Regions from separate parts of the Mus musculus genome. Here region 1 is linked to region 2. Evidence: chromatin loops called from intact Hi-C (ENCODE). Cell type or tissue: heart. All regions are shown on one strand.

Region 1 (8,000 bases), 970 kb before region 2:
GGAAGGACCTCAGAAATCATTCAGTCCAGTTACAAGAAAATTCTTTGTGGCTCACCAGCCTCTTTGATAACGAGAGTTTAAAAAAAAAAAAGTTGTAGCTCCTCTTTTGATAAAATGGATATATGCTCTTGACATAGGAAAATCTGTATATGGTCAAAGGGCATTCCTAGGACCTTGAAGGCCATCTGATTAAGGAAACTTTATCCTCTGACGGGAGATGGAGGTTCTGAGGAGTTAGGTTGCACAAAGGAGGCCACAGAAGTAGCTCCTTGTGGATGAGATGACCTTGAGTAGGACAGCGAAATGCTCAGCCCTGAAGGACTGGGGATGTTCAGGGGAGCAGGCCGAAACAAACTCTAGTATGAAACAAAGGATGTCTGTGGTACAAATGGGAGTCTCATGAGCACCCCTCAGAGTTGGTTTGTGAGAAAATACGCCGACTTCTGTCTTTGGCTTTCAGGAGTAGATCCAAGGAAAACCCCTCTTGGGCTAGAGAGATGGGTCAGCAGCTAAAAGCATGTCCTGCTCTTTAGAGGACCTGAGTTTGGCTCCCAGCATCCAACCAGGCAGCCTTACAACTGCCTGTTAACTCCAAACCTCCGGGGATCCTAGGCCTCTCTGGTCTCCATAGGCACTTGCACTCACATGCACACATTCAGACACAGGCACACACACATACATGTAATTAAGCATGACTTAACAAAAAAGAGAAGCAGTGTCAGAAACCTCCACTGATGGAATGTGCTTTCTTTGGAAAGACCAAATTCCCCATCATTTGATTTGGGGACACAGAACTCCTTATAGAGAGGACTTCAGCTTGAACTGGGCAGCCAGCCTGGGCTTACTTGTGTAAGTTTACAAGGCTATCTCAGTCTCATACTAGCCAGAAGGAAGAACAGGTCTCTCAGTGGGGTCAGTAAGGAAGGACAGAAAATTTGAGATGGCTGACTATCAAGTCTGAAGTTGTGTGGGTGTCCAGACAAGAAGAGACCTGGAGACAATACTGGGATTTAAGAATATAGATGTGGTGTTCCCGTGGTCCAATGTGTTGGCATCTGACCATAGGTTGGTAAAGTACAAATGCACAGGGGGGGCAGCTGAAGACATAGGGATCAGAGTTCCAATAGGTTATGGTGGGAGATTGAGTAAGAGGTTTTCTAGAGAGATGACCTAATTAAAAGTAATAATAAAAAATTTTTTTGAGTCAGGGTCTCTAGCTATGTTGCTTTGACAGGTCTTGAAGCCCTGTGTAGGAGGAATGAGTCAGCGCATCTTGACTGGCGGCCCATAATGGCACACACATCTTACAACCTTAAGATCTGCCTGGCACATGGAGACAAATGACAACAGAGCACATGACCTGGCCAGCTAATCAGATGATGCCAGCCACAGGGAGAAAGATGTCATGGACCAGTGGGGCACAGGTGGAGGGTATAAAGGCACACCCCAATCCCACGAAAATTAGTCTGCTTCTGCAAACTCACCTGACTCCCAGAGTCTGTGCTGTTGACTCCCCATCTTATTTCCTATCCACAAGGACCGCCCAGAGGGGTCGAGGGCTAGGGCAACAGCCCTGAATTCATGTGGCCCTTCTGCATCCCTCCAAAGGAGTTGGAACTCAACGTGCACCTGTGTGCTGGCTCTAGTTTAATTTTTAAGACTGGGTACACTTCCAGTAGGAAATAAGATAGCACCTGTAGAGGTCTGAAGAGTAGGGGTGAGCTCACTGTGGAGATGGTGTAATTCCCAAGACAGAGGAAGGAAGAGCAAGAGAGATGAGAATGAAGTAAAATCCTGTAAACGGGAGGCTCCCAGGAAGACAAGCGATTGACATAAACAAGTTCTGCCGAAGCCTGACCTCCACTCTGTGCTCTGGCAGGTAAATTACACTGTGCTTATTCTGGCTGCAATAGAAGCAGTGCCTAAGAGCTATAGAGTGCTTTTAAGTAAGTATGGGTATTTCTTAAATAGGACTTTAAAAAATATCTCTTAGAAAATATATCTAATCTTGTTTCTCCCAACTTCTCCAACAGGAATTAGAGATCACTTTCCGTCATGTTTAATGGGTCCCTTTCAATTGCTTACTTTACAAAGGTGATTCCTGATGTCCAAACATGGTTAAATGAGAAAAGGACATTGAGATAATGCCACGTGCCTGGCACACCTTCATCAAAGATGCAGCAGCAGAATTCTGGGGTTTAGTTCTTAAAGCAAAATCTTGAAGACAAATTAAACAATGACTAGGTCTTTAAGCAATAACATCCGAGAGTTAAGTGAGACAATTGAGAGCAGTCTCCAAGAGCTTCACCTGGGGTCTACTTAGTGATGAGTGCGGAGGTGGGTCTATACAGTGATGAGTGCGGAGGTGGGTCTATACAGTGATGAGTGCGGAGGTGGGTCTATACAGTGATGAGTGCGGAGGTGGGTCTATACAGTGATGAGTGCGGAGGTGGGTCTATACAGTGATGAGTGCGGAGGTGGGGTTTACAAAGGATGAGTGAGGGAGGCGAGGGCTGGAAACTTTGGACTCTACTTTCAGCACTGGCACAGTAAAGGGCTGTCTGTCTGTCTGTCTGTCTGTGCATGAGGAAGAGCAGGAGGAGCTGCAGCTTTCCAAGTTTAAGTTGCAGTATGATCACAAGCAAGCCCAGCTGCCATTTAAGAGTTCCCAAATGTTAGCTTCAGAAGCTAACACTAAAAACAAAGAGGCGCTTTCTTCTTTTGTGGAGGACCTCACTGGAATAACAAGGAGGGAGGTTGGTCTGGCGTTCTCTAAATCTCCTTGCTGTTTCCAGCCCCTGGCACAGGATACTGAAATACGAGTTAGGAAAAGATAGCGCTGGAAAGCACAATGCTGCTTCAGGGTGCGGATGGTGCAGCCCCATCCTGTGACAAGTACAGGACATGGCACAAGTCAGTTCTCAGTCTCCAGCTCTGCACTAACTCAACAGTACGTTCATCCAAACTTGTGGTCCCTTTGGGAGACAAAGGGGCTTCCGGTGCAGACTTGGGTCTCCACAGACCTGGAGAGTGCCCCCAGATCAGGCAGTCTCCCAGAGAGGACACTGTCTTTGATCAGGCCATCACAGTAAATCTCACAGGCTGGCTGTGCATCCAGTCTTCCTACTCTCCTACTCCTCTCACTCTGCTGGGAACCCAGGGACAGGAAAGAGTTCATCTCCCGTCTGTACCAATGATGCAGAATATGTCCCTTACAATGTCAGCCACGGGGCCTCTGGAGAGCTGACTGGATTCTGAAGGATTCTGACATTAGCTGAGGTATATGGAACCATCAGCAGGAGGAAATACAGCAGCCCATGGTACACTTGTATTTTCTTTAGTTTCTGTTTCCCATTGTGAACCTGGGTCTAAAATAGTAAATAGAAAACTCTAGGAATAACCAGTTTTAAATGTTGTGCCATTCAGAGCAATGTCATTTTGAGGATCACAGCTGTGGCGCGATAGTGCTGTGTTCAAACAACCTTCACACTTAACAATGCCTCTGAAGTACAGGAGCAGAAATGCCAAAAATTCAGATCTGTCAAAAAGGGCTTTCTTCAGATGAAAGGTTTGAAAACAGTGCACAGGCGATTTTGAGAGGGAATGCGAGCGCACTGCTTGTAGCGTTCCCTTGCTCTATTGTTAGGGTGCCCCTGCTGTACTGCCGTCTCAATCCATTATTGTGCGGCTTATGTTAAAAAACAAGCAGCACGGGCACACCCGAGGCAGAGGCAGGCGGTTCTCTGTGAGTTCAAGGCCTACCTATTCTACATAAGGAGTCTAGGGGTGGGGAGGAGAGACTGCACATGCTACATTACACACCTGTCAATCAGCGCATGAGCACGCACACACAGACACACACACAGACACACAGACACACACAGACACACACAGACACACACACACACACACACACACACACACACACACACACACACACTTACTTGCCCACATGCCAGGAGGGGCAAGAAGATGAGTTCTCTATTGGTAGCCTACTCGTTGCTGGGTCGTCCTTCCTTAAGTCCTCTTAAGATAGAGGGCAGAGCAAGAAGGTGACAGCGTTGGTCCATTCCGAGCTCTGGCCCCTCCCTCCCACGCCCACCCAGCTTCCCTTCTCAGCTTAGAGCGAGCGATCTCGGTGGCTCACACTTACTTGGCTGCAGCGTCTTTCCTCAGCTGTTCGTGCTTCATGAGGAGGTTCTTCCGGTCTCGGAAGGCTTTTCTGACCTTGTATCCTTTGTAGACTGCTTGGATTTTGAAGGCAGCGATGTCTTGTATAGCTGCGATGGACAGGGCACCATGTTCCAGCATGAACTGGATCACCTCATGGCGCTCACCAAGCAATGCATAATCAAGGGGTGTGTACCTAAGGTTAAAGGAAGACTGATTTGGAATGGATTGTGATTCAAGGCACAGTAGAGCGGACACATTAGCACCTAGCAGTACCCTTATTCAGCCAGGAGGTGGCGCCACACACCTTTAGTTCCACCAGCCTACAGAGTGAGTTCCAGGACAGCCAGTGCTACGAAGAGAAACCCCTCATTTTACCACTGGCTATTTCCCAGGCAAAGCCTGATGTGTTCACCTTCTTTCTCTAAGGAATACAAAACAGGAGGTTGCGGATTCAGCCTTTGTGCGGCTGAGCTCTTGGAGCTGGCTCACAAGTTAGAGCAGTGGTTCTCAACCTTCCTCATATTGTGACCCTCTAGTACAGTTTCTCAAGTTGTGGTGACCCCCAACCATGAAATTCGTTCTGTTGCTACCTCATTAACTGTAATTTTGCTACTATTGTGAATCACAATGTAAATACATGATATACAGGACATCTGCTCTGCAACCCCTGTAAAAGGGTTGTTTGGCCCAAAAAGGGTAGAGAGCCATAGGTTGAGAAACGTTGAGGTAGCAGCTATGGGAACACATAAACACTTCTCTTTTTGTCTTGTGCCAAGTGATTCCCTACATCTGTCTGAAAACATTCTCCAAATTACTTTTCTGTAATTACTATAATTAATGCTTACAAAAAGAAGCCTGTTTTCAGATAGGGGAGACTGACTCCATGACACAGAGGGTCCCTACTACAAGTCACTGCGGGGAGCTGAATTGTGGACTGAATGGTGTTGGTAGCCACCTGGGTAAAAGAGACTTTTTTGTTTACTTGTTTTTGAAGCAGGATTTCTCTATGTAGCCTGTGGTTTGTGTATGCTTGCGCCTGTTGGAGTAGGTGTGTCACTGTGGGCATGGGCTTTAATACCCTAGTCCTAGTTCCCTGGAAGTCAGTCTTCCCCTAACAGCCTGCAAATGAAGATGTAGAACTCTCGGCTCTTCCAGCACCATGTCTGCCTGGACACTGCCATGCTCCTGCCTTGAAACAGACTGAACCCCTGAACCTGTAAGCCAGTCCCAACATTTGTTGCCCTTATAAGAGTTGCCTTGGAGCCGGGCAGTGGTTGCACATGCCTTTAATCCCAGCACTTGGGAGGCAGGGGCAGGCGGATTTCTGAGTTGGAGGTCAGCCTGGTTTATAGAGTCAGGGCTACACAGAGAAACCCTGTCTCGAAAAACCACAAAAAAAAAAAAAAAAAAAAAAAAGACACCATGACACCTTGGTCATGGTGTCTGTTCAATAGCAGTAAAACCCTAACTAAGACACAACCACTAAAGATATGTGCAGCCACGCCCAGCTAAAGAGTCTTGCATATTGCATCATAAGCTGAACTAGCCCAGATGGAGCAAAGAGCTACATATAAGAAAAGAGACCGGGGCTGGTGAGATGGCTCAGTGGGTAAGAGCACCCGACTGCTCTTCCAAAGGTCCGAAGTTCAAATCCCAGCAACCACATGGTGGCTCACAACCACCCATAACGAGATCTGATGCCCTCTTCTGGTGCGTCTGAAGACATCTACAGTGTACTTACATATAATAAATAAATAAATAAATAAATAAATAAATAAATAAATAAATAAATCTTTAAAAAAAAAAAAAAAAAAAAAAAAGAAAAGAAAAGAGACCACGCAGGGACTGGAAGATTTCATGGAAGATTGGAGAAATAGTGAGCAGGAGGTTATTTCTGAAAAAGTGAGATGGAACTTAAAAATCATAAAAACGACCAGTAAATGAGACTAAATAATAAAAAATTTATAGGGGAAAACATCATTTAAATGATACATATATATTTTAAGACTTGGGATGGGATTAAAGTATAAAAACTGAAATAAAAATATTCTCCCAATGGTGGCAGTAATGCCACTTCCAATCAGACTTGATCTTTTGGGGTCTTAGCTGTCTGTGTTAAAGTGAATGGGGAAAGTGGGAGGTGGATGGAAAGGGCTTGCCCCATGCCCAGCATGCAGCAGACCCTGTCTATCTATGAGCACAGGACCCACACTGCAGCAGGGGTTATGATGCTGCAGGTGCCTGCCGCCAACACTTCCATAGGACCCAAACTCATGTTTACCCAGTGACAACTGCACACCGAGGCACATCTGCAGGGTGATGGAGGTGGTCCACACAACCATGGATCACCACGCACAGTGGGAAAAGGAGACGGATGTAAGAATGCAAGGTTAGACTCAGAAGACCTCATAATGGCTACTGAAAAGTAAATCTCTCTGCAAACCATACCCAATAGTTACAGAAGGCATAAAAGGAAGAGGTTTTCAGAACAAGGGTGGTTTGCTTGCTTCAAGAAGGAGACTGAATTCAGAGACTGTGTTGGGTGACTAACAGATCATGAATAGTTTCCTCACTGAAACCCCAATAGCTGAAAAAAAAAACTGGTCATTTCAGAACACCTCAATTCAGGACACATCACTACTGTTTAGGGAAAAGAGGACCATAAATAAGTAGCCTCAAATGATACTTAAGTAGGTATTATTTTGTAAACTTTGAAGAATTAAGAATTGGACAGTGCCTCTTCTGGCTGCACATCCACTAATGAGATGATCAGAGAGCCACTGAGCACAGGGTAGCAATGTGAACTGATCTTTACAAGTCACTAAATGCAACACCTTCATTTCATAAATAAATAGAGACCCAGGAAAGTTAAGCAACGTGTTGACAATTACACAACCAGTTTGTACAGAATGTAGACTATAATTGATTGCAAGTAGCTCCCAGTTTAATATAACCCCCTTTTCTATCAACTCTTGAATACATTCTGGTAGAACAGAAGTGCCAGTGAGATCAATTTGCATACAATATGTGTATTTAGTAAGGTTTTATTGCTATGTTTATTCCTTTTAATTTCTTCCTTTGAATTTTTGTGGAAATATTTTAAAGCTAATTGTCGAGTCCTGTCAGTCCATCTCTCTGTGTCTCAGCATTCATCTACACCTAACACAGGCACAGCCGCAAGGATATGCTAACAAAAATATAGCAGTGACTTCTTAGTAAAATATAATGCATAACTCCTCCAATTAAGATTTTTGATCCAATCGCTCTTAGCTTCAAGCAGACAGAATGTAAATATCTAGCCAGGTTTTAAGGCTGACGTTTATATCTAGTGTTTCAGCAACTGTGTTGTCCTTATTATTCCATCCCACATTCCATTTAGAAACGTTCAAGCCCTGTGAATATTCCCATTGACATGAGAGAGTGGCTGTCAGATAGCTATTGACTGAGAGCCAGAAGAAGTTGGCAGAAATGATGTCTATTTGAGGTACATCACTTGGTTAATGTCTATGCACAAGAAGTATAAATTAGCACTATATTGATGGTAACCAGCCAAGAAACAATGTAGACACTGATGAGAGATAACATACAATTGGACCTGCCACATGGGGACGGGATGATGGGCTCAGCAGAATGCCCAAGCCAGAATGTCAATAAGCATAAGCAGCAATGCCAGCTTCTTACATGTGTACATCCATGTGCACTGCTATGGAAACAGAAGCAGGCCACCACTCCCTCCATTTTTCCATTGTTTCTTTACAAAGAGAGCAGCTAGGAAGTAACATTGTTATAGTAAATCCTTCTTTTTAATTATTGATTGACGATGATAT
Region 2 (8,000 bases):
GAAGATAAAAGAGAGGCCAGGGCATCTCAGGACAGAGAACAACTAGCTCTCGTTAGATGCCAAACTCTTAGAAAAGTCAAGGTTAAATCTCAATGACAGGCAAAGTGTGTTTCCTTAGTAAGTAGTTAGTTGGGGTGCTTTTTTTGCAGGTGACTTAAAACTGGGTCTTTACTCTCTCACACAGATATTAGTAGGTGGAGAGACTTGATTTTATTTTTATTATTAGATTCAGTGGTCGTTCTGTGTCTTTAGCTGTGCCAGGCAGGTTAGAGAAAGGCTGTAGAGGGGACTGGCGGGTGAATGAAGAGAAACACAAAGAGTGAGCCACACTTGCCAGTTTTAATGACCTTGTTCTCCACCGTCATATTTCTCCACCGTCATATTTCTCCACATTTGTTTTTGTTTGTTGCTTTTTGGATCCATGGTCTCATGGTAGGCAAGGCTGACCTTGAACTCAGTCCTCCAGCCTCAGCCTCCCAAGTGTTGTGGTTACAGGCATGCGCCCCCATATCCAGCTTAGGCAGTCATCGTCATCTAGAAGTCATGAGTATTCCCGGATGGGCTCCAGGCCCAGGAAGAGCCTGGCTGGTTCTGGTTAGGCAAGAGCTGGAGACGGAAAGCAGGAGACAGAAAGGATGCTTTCACACGCCAAGCTGACTCATTCCATGAAGACTCACTCCTCACCTCCGTTTCTGGGTGTAAGACGCAGTAAGGTTCAGCGTGCCAGCGTATCCTCCCGTGTCCCTTTACTGCCCAGATGGCCACTGGGTCTTCATTTTAGTGGTGAAAGAAGAGTAAGGAGCCTCCCTCAACGAGCCTTGAAAAGAGTACTCCCGGTTCACCCCATGTAGTCACAAAGCTTGCCTGACTATAGACCGCTGATATAAATTTCTACCTTCTATCATCTTTATTTCAGTCGGTGACTATGGCGGTGTGCACAGAATTCAAATGTACAGTCAGAAAAGATGAGCTTCTAAACACTGCCGCCCAGCCCCCCCCCCCAATCCCTTCTTTAAATTCAGATTGTTTCCTGCCCCATCATTTGCCTTCAGAATTTTTGTCATAGGCAGATTTTTAGAGGTCAGCCCTAGACCTGGGATTTATTTGTGCCCATAAACAAAATCCCAATATTAATCGCCAACTATTTCTGATTCTCAGTTAACGTTCTCAAACATCTTGAGTCCCCAGGGACTCTTTGCCTTGTCATATGAAGATGATGTTTCCAGATTTATATTCCCCAAAGACGCGGGGAGATCATAAAACTTAATGTATTCCGTGGTTCGGAATGACAATTTCACCAAGAGGCGAGGGAATATTTCCGTGTGGATCATTACGGCACCATGTAAGTTGTTACTGTCCCACTTGCTTTTGAATATGTATCTGCCTCTGCCTATAGAACAGCTCCTTTGCCCCCTCTGGGGCTGAAAGTGGCTGTGCAACGGGGCAGACAGTGAGAGCAAAGCTGAGAACAGCCCCCTGCCTGGGATAAGAAGGTGATGGGCGGCAGGCAGAAGGTAAGAGGCTCTCTTAAGCAAAGTGACTAGCCAGACCAGTACACCGAGCAAAATGACTAGCCAGGCCAGTACACAGAGAGAGATTTGGTCTAGAGAGGGAGGCCACAGTTGGGCCCAGGATGGACCTCAGATCTATCCACAAAGAGCTCTGCCCTAGGAGATTTAGCTTGAACAGGTTGCGGCATGTGCAGAGCCCATGAGGTTGTCAACTCTCTAGCGCTGTGGCAGACAAGCCCAGATAACCAACTTTATTTTAGCTCCGGTGTGGAGGTTCTAGCTCATCCCTTAGGCCTGTGACAAGCAGCAGCGCATCACAGCGGGAACACACGATGCTACAAAACCACCTCCTCATGGGCAGGAAGCAAAGGGACAAGTTGCAGAGCTTGGTGACCTGCAGATCTCTCGTTCGGCCCTGCCCTCCTAAAGGTTCCCCCATCTCCCAACAGCACCACACCAGGAACCAAGCTTTTAACACACAGGCCTTTGGGGTGCATTCAAAATTGAAATCACAGCAGTCCAGCTGCATAGAGGCTAATGGTAGGTTTAGGGCGTGGGATGGGAGGCATGGTTCAGTAAAACTACTAGATAAAAGAGGATTTGATGTAGTCAGAATTTTCTGAGTGTTCCTTTCTGGTTCTGTGCTTGAATCCATTCCATCCTAGTAGCAGAGGCAGAGTGACACCTGGTAAAATGTCTTGCACATAACCAGGGCTCCTGGAAAACATGGGGGAAGGAACCATGAATTCTGCTGCTTGGGAGGAGGCTCAGTACGTCTAAGCAAGGTGACACTAGGCATAGCATTACATTGTCCTGTGACTTGGGGAAGTCTCAGATTGCTGTCCCTTCTATTCCTCCCTAGATTACCAAGAGGGTCACTTCTCAGTGCCCAGTTCTAACTACAAATTGAAGCTGATAATGTGACCCCATGTCTCAAGATAGCTATGAAGGCGATTACAGCCTTGTGAGTGTACAGCACATAACCAAGAGCCAGGCACAGGCTTTGAAGCCAGTACATGCAGCTCTAAGGGCCTGGATGCCTGCTGTCAAGCTTTGTCAACAGGCAAAACGCAACTGTGATGCCTCCAAGGAGAATGTGGCAGGAACCCACCTCCCTTTAGAAAGTCACCTGGGGCAGGTTGCTAATGTCAGAATTGTGGGGGTAGCGGAGGCGACTCCACCTTGAGTCGCAGCAGCAAAGGAAGCAGGGGGAGGGGAGGATCCTGGGTAGAGTAGGGAGAGGACCACAGGTCCACAAGGGAGAGAACGGGTGAGCCACAGGCACAACAGAAACAGCTTCACTCTCCAACCTATTGCTGCTTCTTGGACTCCACACTTAAGGATGGGGACAACTGGTGGAATCGATTTATAGACATGTTGATTTACAGATAAACACATGGCGCTTCTTGGCTTGGTTTGTTTTAGAGAAGAAAGACGACTCTGAGAACATAGCTCAATGGTAGAGTAATTACTGAGCATGTGCAAGGCCCTGGTTTCTATCTCCAGCCCTGGAGAGACAGAGACGTGTGTGTGTGTGTGTGTGTGTGTGTGTGTGTGTGTGTGTGTGTGTGTGTGTGCGTGCGTGTGTCTGAGAGAGACAGAGAACACAGAGATATTCTGAATATGATTCTGTTCATCTATATTAAATAAGAGGCTTAAATGTGTGGTTAATGAGACATAGTAAGAGAAAATAAAGACATGAGAAATTGCATGCACTCTATGTCCCTAGAGAACTTCCTTGTCACGATGCTTAGCTGCTCCTCACTTCATCTGCCTCACGTTAGCCTCAGGATCACCGGGTGGGGTCCCACAGCAAGCGATACCATCACATTTCATCATGAAGGCCCAAAGGCTGAGAGCATCAGACCAGGCATCTGAATCCAGTTCTGTCTGCCTAAACCAAGCATCCTCGCACCAAACAAGATATTCCTACACGTTAAAGGCTTGAAAAGCTCTGGAGGTAGAGGAAGGTCTCACCATCCCTCCCTGATCGCCTTCCAAACGCCAGGCGAGAGGGTTGTAGGGTTGAGCTGGCTCTGGGAACCAACGATGTATGTGCAGCTTTCGCCCCCTGGTGGCTGATATGCGAAGTGCTCGACAGTGGAAGAACAAAGGCTGCTAGCGTCCTTCCCTACCGCCCCCCCCCCAACCCCCGCCCCGGAATGGGGGTTGGGGTCCTGGACTTGGCTCTAGCGGCACGATAGACTAATGAGCTGTACATCTGCTCAGGAGGCAGCTGTTGAGTGCCTGACGGAAGGGTCGAGCCTGAAGGAATGAAATGAAAATTTGATTTATGTCGCTTGTTTTGGCAAGCTTTTGGGAAATGACCAGCCAGCAGCGCTGCCCCAGCACTCATGAGGGGTGAAGGGTGAGCGAGTGTCTCCTTGTCGCTCCACCTCACCCTTCAGCTGTCAACGAAGTCGTCCGTGGGGAACTGACTCTTATGCCCCTCCTCCAGGCAGCTGGCTTGTCCCGCCTTTGCTGGAGATGGGGGCGGGGGGCCTTCTGGTTCATCTCTGCTCTGTCTGAAGGGGGCGGGGGGTGCAGCTTCTTATACTTGTTTGAACATACATGTAAGTGTCCTCAGCTCTAGGCATCTGCCAGCTCCAAGCATTCAAAGGGGTCAAAGGGTGTGTCAGCTGAGAGGATGGCCACGCCCGCTATATTTTCAGAGCAGCGGCAATCTCCATGAGGATCGGGCTCCTTTGAGAAAGGTGGCTCCTTAACGCCAGGTCTCCTGGCACTGTGTGGCAGGTGTATGAATGAGGCCACAGGGAAGCTGGGCACCGTGCTCCAGAGCTTGCTTCTCTGCCTGCCTGTCCAATGTTCCCCTCTCCCAGGAGTATTATGGGAAACACCAGTCCAGCGTGTCTTCTCTAGGGCTGGGCTTCCAAGAGAATCAGCCCCGGGGAAGCTCCCTGCTCGTACAGCCTGCCGGAGTGGGAACACTGCCATCCTCCCTCCCTCTGCCCTGCCCCTTAGGGTGCTTCACATATACTTTCTCTGTATTTCATACTACCTTATTGAAAAGGGGAGACATATGTCTCCTGAGAGGCTTTACCTAGGAGCAGATGGAAGCAGACACAAGCATCAGGTGGCCTGTGGGGAGTCCTGTGGAAGAGTAGGGGATAGGATTAAGCCAGCCGGAGTGGTCAAAGACACCACAACTAACCTGGGCCTGTGGGGGTTCACAGAGACCGAACCACTAACCAGTGGGCTGGACCTAGATTCCCTATACACTTGTAGCAGATGTGCAGCTTGGTTTTCATGTGGGTCCCCTAACAACTGAGCTGTCTGACCCTGTGGCTGCCATTGGATCCCCTTCCTCTACTTGGACTGCCTGGTTGGTCCTCAGGAAAAGGGGTGTGTAGTCCATCTAGGACTGGATGTCTCAGGGTGGGGTGGTACCCCAGGGGGCTTTACTTTCTCTAAGGAGAAGATGAGGGAGTAATGGGGGAGAGGGATTTGTAAGGGTGAGACTGGGGGGAGTGGAGGAAGGGGGTTGATCAGGATGCAAAGTGAATAAATAAATTAATAAGAAAGAGAGATTAAAGTGAGTGGCACAGTTGCTTTCTGGCCTTCATGAGGAAAACCTGGGAAGTGAGCTTTGTCTGTCATGTGTGCTTCGCAAAAGCCAAGCTCCTGTCTATGAAAACCACTTAGGAGGTAGGAGATACCTGAGACCAACTTGGAACTCTCAGCTGTCCCCCTGCCTCAGTCTCCCCAGTGCTGGGATTACAGGTGTGAGTCACCACCCCTGGCGGAAGCATGCTTTTCTGCACATGTCCTTCCCATAGACTCCCTCTCCCTGAGGTCATCAAACCATTTATGAGAGGGAAAATGACACGACCTCAGGTTATATTTCCCCTTGAGTGTTTATATTGAATGAGTGAACTAATTAATAACTAGGATTTCTGCATAGATTCGTAATAGGGAAGCAACAATCCACCACTGAAATGTGCATGACGGTGGGGAGCCACTGTCCAGGCAGAGCTGGTGACGCGTGAGGGACTCATACATCCCCAGAGACCCGGAAGACCTTCGTGCCAAACCGGGACCATTTACTATTTCCATTAATGGCTTGAAGGATGGAAGGGAGCCTCAGCTAATCACATTTCTGCAAGCGCTGAAGCTGGAAGGGATCTTTGCCACTTCGGAGGCCCAGATTAAAATGGGATCGAGGCTTGACGAATTGCAGAGATGGCCCTAAATCAATAAACAGAGCAGCAATAAAGATAAATGCCAGCTGTGTGAACGGGGCTGGAGAAATGATCGGCGAGCGAGCGGCGGGGAGAGAAATGAGTTTTGAGGGGCCCAGGAGGAAGAGCCTGGTTGGGAATTGATCGAGCCATCGTGGTGTTGGTAAGGTGGAGGCTGGGTTCTGCCACCCAGTGGACCCCAAACTTTAGAGAGGCGGAAAGCGACTCTGAGAGCTTAGCAAAATGTTTAAGTCAGAGCTTGGCCTGAGAGGGTGACTCAGCGATTCTGGATCCACGAGGAGAAGATTCCGGCGTAGGTGGACCATACACGATGCTTTTGGGAAAGCAAGATGGCAGAAAGCAATTGACTCCATCACTGTCTCACACGGTTTCCTCCCTGTGACGCCTACCCTCAGGGATTCTCTGAGTTCTAGCATTGGATAAGCTTGGAGATAATCTCCTTAGAGGAAAATGAATTCACAAGGCAAAGGAGCACAGTATTGAGCACAAACTTCGCTGCAATTCAATCAACTTCGTGAGCTTGGACCAATCCAGAGTTTCCCAGCTGTTTTGAGCTGGAAGCTTCGCCCCCCGCCCCCACCCCCCACACACACCGCCCCCGTCCCGACGACCCAGCTCCCACCCTTCTCTGCTGTGTTCTGCACGTCTGTGGGACTGCAAAGCCTGCTGAACTCCTTCCAGTGCGGCTACCCATCAGCCACTTGGTCCTGGGTTCTTTCACCTATTCGCACAGCATCACTTACGGTGCCCACTCTTGTTACCCACAATCCCCTGGGAAGGAATTATTGAGCTGAGGGAAGCAAGTTAAACCCAGTGCAGGGTCTTAGCTTCAAGTATCTATTCATAAAGGCTTTTCTTTCATTCATCCAAACCCTCTCGGGGGAACTGAACATCTTTTTTTAACCTTAGCTTGCAGGAGGCTTTGAGAGCACGTACGCTTAAGCACGTGCCACTGAGGCTGGATAGCCACTGAGGCAGGCTTCTAGTGTGGACGTCCCTCAGTTCCAAATATCCTTCCCTTTATTTGGTTTCTGATGTAGGAAGAATTCATTCAGTCTTCTTTATAGGTGGGCCTATGAAATAGAATGTCCCGGGGCTCCACAAGGGTATGTCTGTGGTACAGCTTGCCGTCTGTGCCACGAATCTGGTGCACTGAAATGTGGTGTTTGTTTGTTTGTTTTTTGTTTGTTTGTTTGCCAAGAAGATGCTCAATAAAAATATGAGCCACGATTTTAAGATGAAGATGTTATTTCCAGTCGACCAACACTACATCTGGATTTCTGACATTTCTTGAAACTCTGAAGGCTGTGGGCGGGCCACCATGTTGAGAAACATGGACTAGGGCTGCCTTTCAGTGATGGGTGGGCTCTTCTCTTCTGCAGCTCTCAGCGCTCCCTGTTGTTCCTTCCCTGCCCACCCACTGGCTCACTAAATCAGCTTCTTCTACACTAACCAGGAGCCCCTTGATTTGCATAGTGCAGGGTCCCCACTCGTTCTTGGGGACCCCAGCCTTTGCCTTGCTGTGGTGGGGATTTGCCTCCTGCCGATTGAATGAATGATTGATTGATGAATGAATGAATGAACAAATAAGCAGATGATTCTATACTAAATATGAACACATTAAATATGAGCAGTGCCAATTGTGCTGCTCTTTTAGGGAGTTGAAGCAGAAAGTGAAGCTAAGGCTCCCATCGAGGCTGAGAGGACTCCCATTTTCTGAAAGCCAGCGTATTCTTTTCAAAACAGCTCCCAGATGGCCTCTCCCCTTGGTAATAGAACCACACCCCTAAAAACAGAGGCAGCTATTTTTCAATACATTTACCTGAGGCCTAAGGCCTTATCTTCCCATCCTGTGACCAAACTAACCAGATGGTGCTCGATTCTGCGATTGACTGCATGGCTCAGGGACCAGATCCTTAAATGTGATTATAGCAAAATTCATTACGCTAAGACCTCCCTGGGGTGGGGGGATAGGCTCATAATGGAAACCTCCAGAGGCTCTAGCTGGGGGGGGGGGTGACTCCTGAGCTACACACATCTAGCTATTGGTAATAATTAACCTGAACTAATTATTGGCAGAGCCCACAACTGTTCTTGGAGCTGGGATGTTTGCCTCAGAGCAACACAAAACACTAGCAACATCCATAGGTTCTAATGTAGAAGAGCATGAGGAACCAGAGGCCTGAAGGAAGCAAGATGAGGCAGTGAGCCAGTGAGGGCTTCTTGGTGGAAGGCAGCTCCGCCTAAACAATTCTCTCCCAGCCTGGAA

Evidence for each region. A loop is a pair of places that touch in the nucleus more often than their neighbours do. Peaks named below come from ENCODE experiments on the same cell type or tissue, not always from the same donor. Only the 100,000 strongest peaks of a DNase experiment are listed, where the experiment ranks them.
Region 1: a loop joins it to region 2, with 2.9 times the contacts of the local background. A loop is called at or near these places in 16 of 42 quality-filtered maps.

The regions. Positions count from the first base shown.
Region 1 is chr4:48,403,964-48,411,963 of GRCm38, reverse strand. Invs (inversin) reads right to left here. Exons shown (of 17, transcript NM_010569.4): 12 at 4,154-4,366. Among named protein-coding and RNA genes, the nearest start is that of Tex10, 65 kb to the left of the region's middle. In heart, a CTCF peak has its summit at 4,455 (motif pointing right); no DNase peak of the experiment used is centred here; H3K4me3 peaks cover 719 bases; H3K27ac peaks cover 662 bases.
Region 2 is chr4:47,433,770-47,441,769 of GRCm38, reverse strand. No RefSeq gene overlaps it. Among named protein-coding and RNA genes, the nearest start is that of Alg2, 37 kb to the left of the region's middle. In heart, a CTCF peak has its summit at 3,583 (motif pointing left); DNase peaks (open chromatin) are centred at 3,599 and 4,009; H3K4me3 peaks cover 1,673 bases; H3K27ac peaks cover 1,937 bases; H3K27me3 peaks cover 372 bases.